Regions from separate parts of the Homo sapiens genome. Here region 1 is linked to region 2. Evidence: chromatin loops called from intact Hi-C (ENCODE). Cell type or tissue: IMR-90. All regions are shown on one strand.

Evidence for each region. Peaks named below come from ENCODE experiments on the same cell type or tissue, not always from the same donor. Only the 100,000 strongest peaks of a DNase experiment are listed, where the experiment ranks them.
Region 1: it touches region 2 in a loop (5-fold over the local background); 2 of 110 quality-filtered maps call a loop at or near these places.

What each region holds. Positions count from the first base shown.
Region 1 is chr6:5,091,356-5,099,355 of GRCh38, forward strand. The region is part of intron 3 of LYRM4-AS1 (LYRM4 antisense RNA 1); the gene reads left to right. It also overlaps a transcript of LYRM4 not described here. Among named protein-coding and RNA genes, the nearest start is that of PPP1R3G, 10 kb to the left of the region's middle. RefSeq lists an enhancer at 4,172-4,221. In IMR-90, no CTCF peak of the experiment used is centred here; DNase peaks (open chromatin) are centred at 3,226 and 4,026; H3K27ac peaks cover 133 bases; H3K27me3 peaks cover 4,592 bases.
Region 2 is chr6:4,758,699-4,766,698 of GRCh38, forward strand. It overlaps a transcript of CDYL not described here. Among named protein-coding and RNA genes, the nearest start is that of CDYL-AS1, 13 kb to the right of the region's middle. In IMR-90, no CTCF peak of the experiment used is centred here; no DNase peak of the experiment used is centred here.

The DNA of each region.
Region 1 (8,000 bases), 330 kb after region 2:
GACACCTTCCACCTTGTGAACTGTTGTGTTCCTCTTTGGACTCCCTTTAGCTGATCAGGGAGGTGACATCAGAACGCAGCGGTCACTGATCCTTAAATCCTTCAAGGTCTGATTGTCAGAGTGCTAAATACCGTAACTTCAGGCGCATTCAGATTTCAACTCTTTTGAATCTTTTTGGTAGACATTGCATTTGCTTTTTGTGAAGTTTAGTTCTTTGACTTTGGTTAACTGTGAACAGGAAACTTTTGGAAAGAACAGAGGCACATGTCAGCTAAATGAAGATGTTTGAGATGGCAAAGATCAAGGGCTTCCTTTTAAGATTTGCTGGTGAGATTTTCCTACTGAGTTGGTACTAGAGGAATCAAATAGGTGAGATCAATGGAGTAGTAAAAGGCTATTTAAGTAAGTCATGAGTTCAGAGCAAGTTCAACCAGAAACTCCACATTTATACAAACCACGCATATACATATGCAAACTTTTCTGGTAAGGCAAAGCCATTTTCAAGTGACTTATAAGACATTTAAGGAAATTGGGCTGGTATAATTTCTCCGATTGTAGTTACTCCTCCCATTCCCATCGTTGTCACTGGTCAAGTCCTGTTCTTTGAAACTTGTTACCTGAGGTCATTTCCCACAGAGTCGACAGCATACTAACATAGCTGGAAATAGGAAATTCAGTCTGAAAATCTGGATGAATTAGGAGTGGGGCAGACAGATTTCATGAACTAAGCTTGAAACATTTCATCTTTAAGTTGAAAATTTCATGAACACATCCTGCAGATGGTTTTTCTACAAGTAGCTACTCTTGGGTCAGGTTGAGGAAGCGTCCACTCTGGCAGATGAGAATTTTATGTTCCTGGGAAACTAACAGCCCTTAAAGGGATTGCCTTGCTGTGGTCTGAGGATGTGCAGTTTCAGCTCCTCCCTTGACAGCTTTGGGTAAAGAACCCTTGTCATCAGGAGGTTGTTCTGGTGCAGGTGAGGCAGCATCTTTTTAAACCCTTAGTAGGTGAAAGAGCTCACTATTTCCCAGAAACTTTTTCTTCCCATACGTTTTACATTATTTTTAAAAAATGGCCGGGTGTGGTGGCTCACGCCTGTAATCCCAGCACTTTCGGAGGCTGAGGCAGGCGGATCATGAGGTCAGGAGTTCGAGAACAGCTTGGCCAATATGGTGAAACCCTTTCTCTACTAAAAATATGAAAAAAAAAAAATTAGCTAGGCGTGGTGGTGCACACCTGTAGTCCCAGCTACCAGGGAGGCTGAGGCAGAACAATCCCTTGAACCCGGGAAGCAGAGGTTGCAGTGAGCCGAGATCGTGCCACTGCGCTCTGGCCTGGGCGACAGACAGAGACTCCGTCTCAAAAAAAAATTCAGTCAGTTTATGTTCAGAACCACTGTAAGTAGGTTGAGGCATTCTGTTTGTGTTCCTTTCAGTCTGGTGAAGCAGCAGTCGTGTTTATGTGCACAGACTTCAGGCATTTTTTTAAATTGCATTTTTCAGCCAGCAAACCCAGAGCCCCTGTGACGCTCGGATCACCATTAGGTGCAGAACCTAAGATTAGTAAGTTTCTATTTGCTGCATTAGGATTGTAAAAGCATAGATCCAACTGGGTGTGAAGGTCCCCACGATATCTGTGAATATACTTGGGTATTAAATTGCAGACAAGTGTTAACAATGAAACACACAATATGTTCTTTGGAAATAAAATAACTTAGTACACATTTAGAAAGGTCTGTGAGTCCCCCACCCGCAACCCCTCCCAAAAAACCCCACCTGAACTAGATGTTGCTTTTGTAACCAGAATCCTGAGTTATTTTGGATTGTGCTGTTTACCAAAGTAATTAAAGATGAATTTATGTATTGGTGCAATGAGCCCTGGAAGACTGCTTTTTGTTTGTTTTTTTGTTTTTTGTTTTCTGGCAGAGAAAATGATGCCTTTGAGATGTATTGTAAAAATATTAAGTTCTGAGGCCAGGGGCTGTCCCTGCCTGGCATGACCCATCACTATCTAGAGCATGTGACAGTGGAGGGGGATGGAACGCCTGCCTTGGGGCTCCAAGCCCAGGCTGTGGCTTGTCCTCCCTGGCCTCTGCTGACTCTGGCCTGGGCAGAAGTGCCCGGATGGCTGCTTCAAAGTCAAAGGCAGAGTTTTCTGAGCCTTCACTTTAGACTCTGCCATGTCCAGTTGGTTCAGAAAATCTTACAAAATGAGTCTGGTATACCCAGCTATAATTTGCCACTTTACAAAAAAACTTTTTAAAAGGAGTCTGTACTATCTGGTTAGATTTGTTAGATCCAAGGGTTTCTATAACAATTTGGCCCCATTCTCTGTAGGCACACGCATGAGAGGCAACAGTGGATGCCTGTGGTCCATTAACCATTACGTGCTGGCAGAGGTTTGGGACTGTAGGGCAAGGGAGACCCAATTTCATGTGCAATGGCTTCCTTGTGAGTAATAGTCCATCGACCACCATTGTAATATCACTGAAATGTCCAAGTCATTTCTTCAGGGTCTGAAAATGCAATGTAGCCTCGCCAGGTGTGTGTCTGGAGTCCCTCAGCTTTCTAGGGATGCTGCCTGTGCAGGGTCCTGACTTGCCAGTGGGCCTGATGAGGCCCCCAACCCCGACTAGGTTGGTTCTTGGGACTTGGGCCAAAGTGTCTGACTTAACTGAAACCAGATAGGGCTGAGTGCTCCTTTATCAGCTACACAGCAGTGGCAAGAATGAGCCACTATTGTGGATGGTGTATTTTAATGTGATTATGTGGAATTTTAAACAGTTCCTTCTAGTAATGTGAAAGAAAAAAACCTCATTTACCTCTGTTTTAAGATTTGCTTGAGGCCAGGTGCAGTGGCTCATGCCTGTAACCCCAGCACTTTGGGAGGCTGAGGCAGGAGGTTCATTTGAGGCCAGGAGTTCAAGACAAGCCCGGAGAACAAAGCAAGATCTCATCTCTATAAAAAAATTTTAAAAATTAGCCAGGCCTGATGGCACACACCCGTAGTCCAAGCTACTCAGGAGGCTTAGGTAGGAGGATCGCTTGAGCCAAGGACTTTGAGGCTGCAGTGAACTATGATGGCACCACTGGACTCCAGCCTGGATGATAGAGTGAGATCCTATTTCTTAACAAAAACAAAACAACAAATTAGAAGAAACATTTGCTTGAGCAACGTGCCTGGTGGAATATTAGGGATGACTAACAGATTTCTGTGAATGTGGTTTTGGCAGTGTTTATTTACACTGAGAACTACTGCAGTCCAAGCCCAGCCTTCAGATGTCTTCTTGGTTTTTAAACAGGGTAATTCTATCCTTGTGGCTTGAAAATGTCTGTTCAATTCTGAGGATTTTCTTGTACTTTTTGTTGCTGCATGACTGTATGGTGGTGTTTCTGTATGTATTACACCTACAAATTGTGGAACCAAAGCCCTGATTTGAATACAGAATGTAAGCGATGTAGTACTTTAAAAGGGATCGCTGAAGGGGAAGGGGGATGAAGAGGAGTTGGTTAATGGGTACAAATATACAGTTAGATAGAAGGAATATGTTTAATATGTGGTAGTACTGGAGGGAAAGTATAGTTCACAGTAATTTACTGTGTATTTAAAAGTAGCCAGAAGAGAAAATTTGTAATGTTTTCAACACCAAGATAATCGTTCGAGATGATGGATAGCCCAGTTACCCTGATATGATCATCACACATGTACAGGTATCAAAATAGCACATGTAGCCCCAAATATGTACAACTATTATATATCTATTAAAGATTTAAAATAAAAGTGATCACTATGTCTACGAACATTTTTTGGTGCTCACAATCGGGGAGAGGGTGTGATTCTGGCATCTAGTGGTAGAGCCCCTGGGTGCTGCTAAACAGATCCTCATAATAAAGAATTATTTGACCTAAACCTGTTACAGGAAAAACCTTAGACAAACTAAATTTAACAGAGTTTAACCAAGCAAAGAACTATTCATGAGTCAGGCAGCCTGCGAACTAGAATAGATTCAGAGAGGCTTCCGGTGCAACCAAGTGGTAGAAGAAGATTCATGAACAGAAAAAGCCAAGTGACATACAGAAAATGGAAGTGAGGTACAGAAACAACCGGATTGGTTACAGCTTATTGCCTTATTTAAAGCTGATTTCAACAGTTGGCTGCCTGTGATTGGCTGAAACTCAATGATTGGCACAAATGTAGGTTACAGTCTGTTTACATATCCAGTTAGGTTACAGTTCACTATGTACAGAAAAACCTTTAGGCCACACTTAAAATATGTAAGGAGACAGCTTTAGGATATCCTTAACAAACCTCACTGCTGAGGTTAAAAACCCTGAGTATTGGCTGGGCGTGGTGGCTCACACCTATAATCCCAGCACTTTGGAAGGCCGAGAGGCAGGTGGGTCATTTGAAGTCAGGAGTTCGAAGCCAGCCTGGCCAACATGGTGAAACCTCATCTCTACTAAAAATACAAAAATTAGCCAGGCGTGGTGGCTCACCCCTGCCGTCCCAGCTATTCGGGAGGCTGAGGCAGGAGAATCGCTTAAGCCCAGGAGGTGGAGGTTGCAGTGAGCCGAGATCGCACAACTGCACTACAGCCTGGGTGACAGAGTGAGTCTCCATCTCAAAAAAACAAAAAACAAAAAACAAAACAAAACAAACCCCGAGTATTATGCCAAAGTAGATTTCCTGATTTTGACAATGTACTATGATTACGGAAGACATTTTCATTGTGGAAAGCTGCGTGAAGGGGATATGGGATCTCTGTGTGCTATTTCTGCAATTTCTTGTGAGTTTTAAACCATTTCACAATAAGAGTTACAATAATAAAAACTAAACAAAGAAACTGCCACTAGGTGGGTGCAGTAGCTCATGCCTGTAATCTCAGCACTTTGGGAAACTGAGGTGGGAGGATTGCTTGAGGCCAGGAGTTTGAGACCAGCCAGGACAACATAGTGAGACCCTATATCTACAAAAAATTTAAAAATTAGCTGGTTGTAGTGGCGCACACCTGTAGCCCCAGCTACTTGAGAGGCTGAGGTAGGAGGATTGCTTGAGCCTGGGAGGTAGAGGCCACAGTGAGTTATGATCATTTCACTGCACTCCAGTCTGGTGACAGAGCAAGACTGTTTCAAAAAAACAAACACAAAAATCCAACCCTACCACTGAGAAGTGTATAAAGCATTGGTGAAGAAGTACCCTTAGCTATGGGGGAGGTGGCCTGTGTGGGGATGAGACACTGGCTCTAGGACAGCCAGGCCTGCAGTTGCCACCAGCTCACCCCTGGCTAGCCAAGTGCTTTCAGATAAGACCCTTAAAATAGTGTGAGTGAGTTTTCATGCTTGCAAAATAGGGGCGGTAACTCCTGCCTAATATAGATTGTTGTGAGCACTGAGGGAAGTTAGTTGTGAAGTGCCAAGCAAGCCGTTGGTCTCAACATCTTTCTCTTTTCCCTCTGGCCTCTGCCAGTTTGGTTTTTGCTGATTTTATTCTGAGGATAAACACTGTCTGGCTCCAGCTGAATGTAGGAAGCATAACTGAATCTTCCAGTTGGGAGAACAAATGATAGTAGCCCTGAGTGTGCTAACCAGACAAACTGTTTTTGTTACCTGGGCAGAAAGTATCCATTTGCTTCTTGTCCACATGGTGGGACGCTCTTAGTTTGTTTTCTGTTGCTTATAACAGAATACTTGGAACTGGATAATTTATAAAGAAAGGGAATTCATGTCTTATAGTTATGGAGACTGTGGAGTCCAAGGTGAAGGAGCTGCATGCGGTGAGGGCCTTCTTGCTGGTGGAGACTCTCTGCAGAATTCTGAGGTGACGCAGAGCGTCACATGGTGAGGGGGCCGAGCAGGCTTGCTCAGGTTTCTCTCCCTCTTCTTAGAAAGCCAACAGTCTAATATATCTATATGTTTGAGACAGGGTCTTGTTCTGTCACCCAGGCTGGAGTGCAGTGGCACGATCATGGCTCATGGCAGCCACCAGTCTAATATACCTATATGTTTGAGACAGGGTCTTGTTCTGTCACCCAGGCTGGAGTGCAGTGGCACGATTATGGCTCATGGCAGCTAAAGTGATGGGCTAAAGTGATCCTCCAGCCTCCAGCCCCAGCCTCCTAAGTAGCTGGGACTACAGGCATGAGCCACCGCACCTGGATCATTTTTGTTGATTTTTTGTAGAGATGGCATCTCACTATGTTGTCCAGGCTGGTCTCTAATTCCTGAGCTCAAGGAATCCTCCTGCCTCAGCCTTCTAAAGTGCTGGGATTAGAGGCAAGAGCCACTGTACCCGGCCAATAAATTAATATATTAATGGATTAATCTATTCATGATGGCAGAGCCTGCACGACCCAATCACCTCTTAAAGGCCCATTCTCTCAATACTGCCACTTTGGGATTCAGTTTCAACAGGAGCAATGAAGGGAGACAAATATTCAAACCACCGCAGATGTGTATTAAGCATGCACATTGTTACGACATCATACACATGCTGTACATACACTAATATCACTTACATACACTGCGTTTCCTTACAACAGCCTCTTCAGAGATTATCCACCCGATCTAAAGCAGCTACTCTTGAGGGGCCTCCTGTTTGGTGTCTGTTCTTTTTGTTTGGTGTGTGTTTTTATACAAAAAAAATTCTTTTTAGAGATAGGATCTTGCTATGTTGCCCAGCTTGGCCTTGAACTCCTGGGACAGGCAGAGTCCTCCTGCCTTGGCTTCCTGAGTGGCTGGGACTACAGGGGTGCACCACTGCACCCAGCTTGGACCTTAATTTATACGGACAACTCCACGCCTACATCTACAGATAGTCTCTGCGCTTACACATCCTGCTCCGTTCCGAACCCAGCCAGCTCCACACATGTAAGGAAATGGCATTTTCTTCATTCAGATGGACCCTCAGCCTCCCCAAAGTTGGCACTGTGAGTCTCTGGTAGGGCAGGCCCAGCAGGCACGTGGCTCTGCTCTGCTCGGGAGTGATGTAGGGCCAGGCTGCCTTTGGCTGCAGGCTGCCCACAGCAGAGAGCTGCTTCTCATCCTAGGCTTGGCCCAGAGATCCCCGCTTCACATCAATGCCATTCTCATGAGCAAACCCATTTACACATACCCTCGGAGTGGGCCTGTCCCTATGCAAACCTGTTTGGCAGTATCTCCTGAACCAGAACAACCCCATGATCCGAAATTCCACCTAGGTACAGGAGTGTGTACACACGAGCACCAGGAGACACGCACAAGAATATTGACGGTGGCATTATCTGTCATAGTCAAAAGCTGGAAACAATGCATGCTGCAACAGCCCATCTGAGGCAGGGTGGGCAGAACCGGGTGAGGGAGGTACACGTCCACGCGCCTCATCTTACATCACCCGAGGCACACACCCATCAGTACCATGGCGGGCAGAACCCCTGGTGTTCTCACTTGCCAACTGTGTCTCTCCCTTGCTGAGGGGAATGGCTGCTTTCCACTTGGTTAGGTACTCATAGGATGTGATGCCACTTTCCTGGATGACTTTACTCAATCCTAACTCTCAGATGGGGAGTGGGCTGGAGGAACACCTATTCTTCACATCTGGTTGCCGAGAGGACTTTTCCCATATTTGTGGTCTCTTCCCCTCCACCAACACCCCCAGTGCTGCTCACAGTGACCCGCTTGGTGGGTGACAGCCATTGTCCACACTGACTGGTGGCATAAGCGCATCTCTCAGAGGTTCTGAGGGTGGGTGGGTCACGGCTTTCTTGTCTCTCTTCTTGTACCAGTGGGGGCTACAATCTGGGCAGTGCATCTGCTTTGCAGACTCATGTTTCCCTTGGATTTGAAGGGGTTAGTTGAAGGTATATACTTATATAATTTTTTTTTTTTTAAAGACAGGGTCTCACTCTGTTACCCAGGCTGGAGTGCAGAGGCATGATCTCGGCTCACTGCAACCTCCACCTCCTGGGCTCAAGCGATCTTCCTAGCTCAGCCTCCCGAGTAGCTGGGACCACTATAGCACGTGC
Region 2 (8,000 bases):
TATAAGAGGAAGGAATAAAAACCCTATAATTCTAGAGAAAAGTCACAATTGACACTTTAACATAGTTCCTGCTACATATTTTTCGATGTATATTTTTGTACGGTTGAAACTATACTACATATTTCCTGATTCTTCATTTTACGTATTTATTTTAATTTCTTTAAAATATGTAATATATTTACATATTTTAAAGCTTGGAAAGAATAAACAGACATAGAGTGAAGAGGCTCTTTCTGATCTTTCTACCTCAATCACCCAGTTTTCTTTTTCTTTTTTTTTTTTTTTTTGAGATGGAGTCTCGTTCTGTCTCCCAGGCTGGAGTGCAGTGGCACGATCTCGGCTCACTGCAAACTCTGCCTCCCCGGGTTCACGCCATTCTCCTGCCTCAGCCTCCCGAGTAGCTGGGACTGCAGGTGCCTGCCACCACACCTGGCTAATTTTTTTGTATTTTTAGTAGAGATGGGGTTTCACCGTGTTACCCAGGATGGTCTCGATCTCCTGACCTTGTGATCCACGCGCCTCAGCCTCCCAAAGTGCTAGGATTACAGGCGTGAGCCACCGCGCCCGGCCAATCACACAGTTTTCTTCCTAACCAAAATTAATACAGTTGTTAAAAGTTTTCATATGTGTATCTTTCCAAAGAGACTTTGTGCATTTTATTCAGATTCTTTACCTTAATATTAAAACAGATTCACTTTCCATCTTATTTAAAATCATATAAAATGTCAATTTTAAGGCCCACATAATATTTTACTATACAGATATACCATAATTTGCTTAGTCCTGATTATCTATCAGACATTAAAATTGTTTCCAACTTTTGAGTTTTAGCAACTTTGTAGATCCTAGTGCTTAAATTAAAAGAGCCCATTGATCTTCTCATTTTAGAAATTGTAGGACTTGGTGGGTGCAGTGGCTCACACCTGTAATTCCATCACTCTGGGAGGCCGAGGTGGGTGGATCACCTGAGGTCAGGAGTTCAAGACCCGCCTGGCCATGGTGAATCCTCGTCTCTACTTAAAATGCAAAAATTAGCCGGGCGTGGGGGTGTGTGCCTGTAATCCCAGCTACTCAGGAGGCTGAGGCAGGAGAATCGCTTGAACCCAGGAGGTGGAGGTTGCAGTGAGCCGAGATCACGCCATTGCACTCCAGCCTGGGCAACAAGAGAGAAACTCCATCTCAAAAAAAAAAAAAAAAAAAAAAAAAAAAAAAAAAAAAAAAAAAAAAGAAGAAGAAAGAAAAGAAAAGAAAGAAAGAAAAAAGAAAAACAAAAGAAATTATAGGACTTTTACAGTAATTTTCCTTGAAGAGATTAGTTTCATTTTACCCCTATTCTCAAAAGCAAGTCTGTTGTTTTTTTCTGCTAAGGCTAGTCCATCAACCTGGGGTTGAAACAATCCTTTATCTCCATGAACTGACCTCAGTGAGTTACAGCCACATCCTCTTATACTTTGGAAAGAACATCCCTCAGCTCAGTGTTCCATAAATATTTATAGCAGGAATGCCCCAGTCCAAAGTGGATGGCATTTTGACCTCATCATTGTTGCTGACTCCCTGTATCCTGGGAGCTTAGAGGGTCGAAGCACTGTTGTTTAAGACACCCTTTGGAGCTCCCCCTTGAAAGCAAAGAGTAGTTATGCATTCAAACATACCCAAGGAATAGCACAGCAATACAAAAAAAAAAAAAAAATGATGACCCAAGTAGAAAGTATGCCCAAGAATAAATAAATGTTGATGCTGCTTTCAGAGGACTGTGAGAGTTGATGGGCTTTGTGCTGAATGCTAAAGACACTGGTTCATCATGGATTGGTCAGAAAAGAGTTTGCCTCATTTAGAGGAATATTCGTGGAGTTGGTGATGAATAGAGAAAGGTGAGGAAGGCTTCCCGAAGCAGAGGAGAAGCCATGAATTTGTTGCCTAGAAAAAGGTCTATGTGAAATAGAGCTCTTCAGAGTGAGAAATCTGGACCTACGCTATGAGGAAATTGGCATAAAAGGACCAAGAGGAAGCCTGACAAGAAAGGAAAATACTTGGTTAAAACAATTGCAGTAGAAAGGGAGAAATCTGGGCTTAATATAGATAGAACTGTCAAAGATAAGAGTAACTGCCAGAAAACCAACAAACAAAACTAGATAAATCAGTGAGCCTTCTGGGATTTTTTTTTTTTTCTGGGATTCTCTCTCAACCAACCCAACTCCCAGCCGCATCCCAACCCCCGTAGATAAAGTCTATTGTCCTTGTCCTATTCCTTGTAGTGGAAATTTAGCATGTTCTCAATTTGATGCAAAGTGTTACGTAACTCCAGGATCCAGCCCACTCTTCTGACTATATTTCCAACTATGTTATAATATTACTCTAAGACTCTCTTTTATAGAAATGTTCAAAGTAACTGTGGCAAAATTGTTTTTGCTCCCAACTATTGTACACACTTCATAAAAACTATTTCTACAACCTGAGAGCCAGTTGAGATAAGCTCTTGGCGGCAGATAAAGACCAAGATTGAGCACTCTCCAGTTACATATGTGTTAAACAGATCTTTAAACATATCCTTTCAAAGCTGTATCTCGAGGGATAATTTAATATAGGAATATAAGGTACCATGAGAGGGTCAATCACAGAAATATTTTTGGTGAGAGTGACTTTCCCCATGATTTTTTTTTCCCCAGACTGAGTCTTGCTCTGTCACCCAGGCTGGAGTGCAATGGCACAATCTCGGCTCGCTGCAAACTCCACCTCCCGGGTTCAATCTATTCTCCTGCCTCAGCCTCCTGAGTAGCTGAGATTACAGGCGTCCGCCACCACGCCCGGCTAATTTTTCTATTTTTAATAGAGACAGGGTTTCACCATGTTGGCCAGGCTGGTCTTGAACTCTTGACCTTGTGATCTGCCTGCCTCAGCCTCCCAAAGTGCTGGGATTACAGGCATGAGCCACCACGCCCGGCCCACTTTCCCCAGAATTGTTAAAGGTGACTACTTATGTGGTAGTATTCAAATACCCAAAGACCACCTACTCTAATTAGCAAAATAAGCTGTATTTGTATTGGTCCCATTCTTTCATTATTCTCAACCTGTTTCCTCTCTGTAAGATGGAAATAATATCTGTTTTATAGAATTGTCATAAAGGTTAAATCAGATTTCCAGTAATGGCAGACTAAATAAGTGTGATTGAGCTTCCTGCTAAGGACAACTAAGAAAGCTGGGGGAAAAGCATTTTAAGAATCTGATTCAAAGCAGTAGAGAACTAATAAGATGTTTAAAAACACTGAGCTAGGGTGGGGAAGCTTGGAAGCCCATGGAGGTGAGCCCGGAGTTTCTGTATGTTTTTCCCCTGTGAGCAAGACCAGAAGGCGGAGAGAACAACATGCTGAGTTATGATTTTGAAAGCCACAAAGATCTAAGGTGACAGGGATTGGTGCTCAGTTTCCATCAAGGGATGGGAGTCCTGGTGGATGAACTCTTCTCACACTGGATTAAAACTCTGAAGGACCTTAAGGAAAAGAGTAATTCAGAAGTAAGCACCCCTAGAGACTACAGCTTAGCTTTTAATTCTTTCAAGCCATGAAATTGATTTTAGGTGACATTTTAGTGTTTGAGCACTTAGGCAGCTGGCAGGAACAAACATATCCTCTCTGGAGAAATATAACATCATCTCAGACCTCAAATATATTTCTACATTTTGTAGATCCAATATCTGGCACATAATAAAAAATAATCAGACACACAAGGAGTAAAATAACATGAACTAATATCAATAGATACAGCAGACAATAGAAACAGACCTACAGAGGCTACAGGTGTTAGAGTTTGCACACTGACTTCAAACTAATGATCTTATTCAGGTCAAAGAGATTAAAAAAAAATCCAACAAGATTAAGAATTTCAACCAAGAACAACAACAACAAAAACTCAATAACAAATCAAAAGGATATTCCAGATTAAAGGGTACCAAAAAAAAAAAAAAAAAAAAAAAAGGTTTAAGAGCAGATGAGACACAATTAAAGCAAGAATTTGTAAACCAAAAGATAGATCAGGAGAAAGTACCCAGAATGTAGTAGAAAAACAAAATAATAGAAAAATCAGAAATGATAATACAACGCATAGGACTGTAGTGAAAAGCTGTAACATACGTTCATTGGAAACTCAGAAGGGAAGAAGAGACTGAGGTAGCAGCAATAATAAGAGATAATGGCTGACAAAATTTTGCAAGCTGGTAAAATAATTCAAAGACTCTATAAATCCTAGGAAACCCAACCAGGATAAATACACAAACGAATACCTAAACACATCATAGTAAAACTGCTGAAAACCCAAGACAAAGAGAAAATGGTAAAAATAGCAAGAGAAGAAAGATAGATTACCTTCAAAGGAGCAAAAATATAGCAGATTTCTCAATGGAAACAATTGAAAGTAGGAGACTATAAAATATACTAAAAGCACTGAGCAAAAGTAAGAAAATTGCCACTGAAATTCTATACCAGCTGATATAGCCTTCCATAAAAAGGTAAAATAAATAACTTTTTAGACAAACTAAAGCAAATATTAGATGTTTTTATAGCAGAAGGAAAATATCCAGCCTTGGAGATACAGTAAAAACAAAACAAAACAAAAAAACCAAAGGACAAAATAATGAGTTAAATATGTAGGTGACTCTAAATAAATATTGATTGCATAAGCCAATAATTATAATAATTTTTAGCAATTAAAATGAAGAATTAAAACACAAAGCAACAATAAGGATGGAATATAGAATTAGTGGTGTTGGAACATGGGTCAGTAGGACATGGAATAAATGGTGTAAAGTGTTCTAAGTTTCTTGTCCAGGAAAAAAATAAAAGTATTGGTATTACATTTAGTTAAGAAAAAGACACACTTAATATTTAGGGTTATTACTGTATATATTTTAAAGGAATATATGGCTTTCCAGGTAATAAGGAGAAAAATAATAGAATAATTTTTTTGTAGGGCCAGGCGCGGTGGCTTACATCTGTAGTCCCAGCACTTTGGGAGGCCAACATGGGCGGATCACTTGAGATCAGGAACTCAAGACCAGCCCTGTCAACATAGTGAAACCTCATCTCTACTAAAAATACAAAAATTAGCTGGGCATGGTGGCGTGTGCCTATAGTTCCAGCTACTCAGGAGGCTGAAGCAGGAGAATCACTTGAACCCGGGAGGCAGAGGTTGCAGTGAGCCGAGATCATGCCACTGCACTCTAGCCTGGGCAACAGAGTGAGACTCCATCCCCCAACCCCAAAAAAGAAAAATTTGTTGTAAAGTTCTCAATCAGTCTGGAACAAATCAATGAAGGAAAGAAAAAGAAACAGAACAAGTAGGAAAAATAGAACATATTGAATAATACCTAGAATTATACGTAGAATCAAAATTACACATACCAGTAATTACTTTAAATGTAAATGGACTAAATATCCCAATTAAAAGACAAAGATTATCAAACTGGATTAAAAAATAAAAGTGTTAATTGTAAGAGACATGTAAAACTTAAGAATCCAGAAAGTTTAAAAAACACATTTGGAGAAAGATTTAGCTATCATACAAACACAAAAGAAATTTGGTTGTAGGTTTTTTTTCATTTTTTGTTTTTTGTTTTTGAGATGGAGTCTTGCTCTGTTGCCCAGGCTGGAGTGCAATGGCATGATCTCGGCTCACTGCAGCCTCTGCCTTCCAGGTTCAAAAGATTCTCCTGCCTCAGCCTCCTGAGTAGCTGGGATTACAGGCGCACACCCCCACGCCTGGCTAATTTTTGCATTTTTAGTAGAGGTGGGGTGTCACCATGGTGGTCAGGCTGGTCTCAAGCTCCTGACCTCATGATCTGTCCACCTCAGCCTCCCAAAGTGCTGGGATTACAGGCGTGAGCCACTGCACCCAGTCAGTTGTAGGTATCTTAATATCAAAGTAGACAATGTAAAAAGCATTATTGGTGTCTTTATAATGACAAAATGCTTCCTTCACCAGATAGATTATAACAATTTTAAACTTGTATGTACCTAGAAACATAGTTTAAAAATATGCAAAGCAAAAACTACACAGAAAGGCTTAGACAAATTCATAGTCATGTTGGGATATTTTAATGCACCTGTCCCAGTAACTAATAGAATATTTGAACAACATAAACAGTAAAATACAGCAAAATTAAACACACACACATATATATAATAGAGAGAAAACACTGCATAACAACTAAAAAATACATAGTCTTTTGAAGTACCACATAAAATATGTATAAAACTTAAGCAATTTTGTGACATAAGTGTTAACAAATTTTAAAGGATTGAAATTCTACAGATTATATTCTTTCACTACAATGTTATTAAGCCAGAAATTGGCTGGGTGTGGTGGCTCACGCCTGTAATCCCAGCACTTTGGGAGGTCAAGGTGGGTGGATTAACTGAGGTCAGGGGTTTGAAACCAGCCTGGCCAATGTGACGAAACCCATCTCTACTAAAGTACAGAAAATCAGCCAGGCATGGTGGTGGGCACTTGTAATCCCAGCTACTTAGGGAGGCTGAGGCATGAGAATCACTTGAACCCGGGAGGCAGAGGTTGCAGTAAGCTGAGATCGCACCACTGTACTCCAGCCTTGGTGACAGAGGGAGACTTCGTCTCAAAAAAAAAAAGACAAATAAAAATAACTAGAAAATCCTTATTTTTTGAAATTTTAAAATATCTTTCTAATAACATGTGGCTCAAAGAAGAAACCACAATGGAAATTATAACATATTTTCAACTAAATAATAATAAAAATACAAACTATTAAGACTTGTGGGATGCAGGGGAATTTATAGGTTTTAATTCATACATTTGAAAAGAAGACTGAAGATCAATGAACAAAGTCATCTTTTTTGTTTCCCGTTTTTTTTTTTTTGATACAGAGTCTTGCTCTGTCGCGCAGGCTGGAGTGCAGTGGCACAATCTCAGCTCTCTGCAACCTCTGCCTTCCAGGTTCAAGTGATTCTCTTGCCTCGGCCTCCCATGTAGCTGGGACTACAAGTGCATGCCACCACACCCGGCTAATTTTTGTATTTTTAGCACAGATGGGGTTTTGCCATGTTGGCCAGGCTGGTCTCGAACTCCTGACCTCGGGTGATCCACCCACCTTGGCCTCCCAAAGTGCTGGGATTACAGGCATGAGCCACCATGCCTGTTGAACAAAGTCATCTTAAGAAATTAGAAAATGAATAACAAATAAAACAAAGGAAATAATAATGATAGAAGTGTAATTAAATAGAGTAGACATACCATACAAAGAACCAAAAAAGCTCAAAATTGGTATTTTCAGAAGACTAATAAATTAATATACCCATGGCAGGACTGATAAAGAACAAGGAGAGAAATGATACGTATTTTCAATAATTAAAATGGGAATATTATTAGAGATCCTACAAATACTAAAATTTTATGAACAATTTTATGTTATTAACTTTGAAAATTTAGATGAAATGGACAAATTGACACAGAAAGAAATAGAAATCCTGAATATTCCTTTTTTGTTTGTTTGTTTTTTCCTTTTGAGATGGAGTTTCACTCTTGTTGCCCAGGCTGGAGTGCAATGGCATGATCTTGGCTCACTGCAACCTCCACCTCCTGGGTTCAAGTGATTCTCCTGCCTCAGCCTCCTGAGTAGCTGGGATTACAGGCATGTGCCACCATGCCTGGCTAATTTTTTGTATTTTTAGTAGAGACAGGGTTTCACCATGTTAGCCAGGATGGTCTCGATCTCCCGACCTCAGGTGATCCACCTGCCTCAGCCTCCCAAAGTTCTGGGATTACAGGTGTGAGCCATGGCGCCCGGCCCTGAATATTTCTTTATTAAAGAATTTGAATCTATAATTTAAAGTCTTCCAGTAAGAATGCTCCAGACCCAGGTGGCTTTATAAGCAAATGCATACAGGTATCAAAAGAAGAAATAATGGCATTCATACACAAACTAAAAATTGGAAAAGAGGAAGTACATGACAACTTATTTTATGAGATCTCCATAA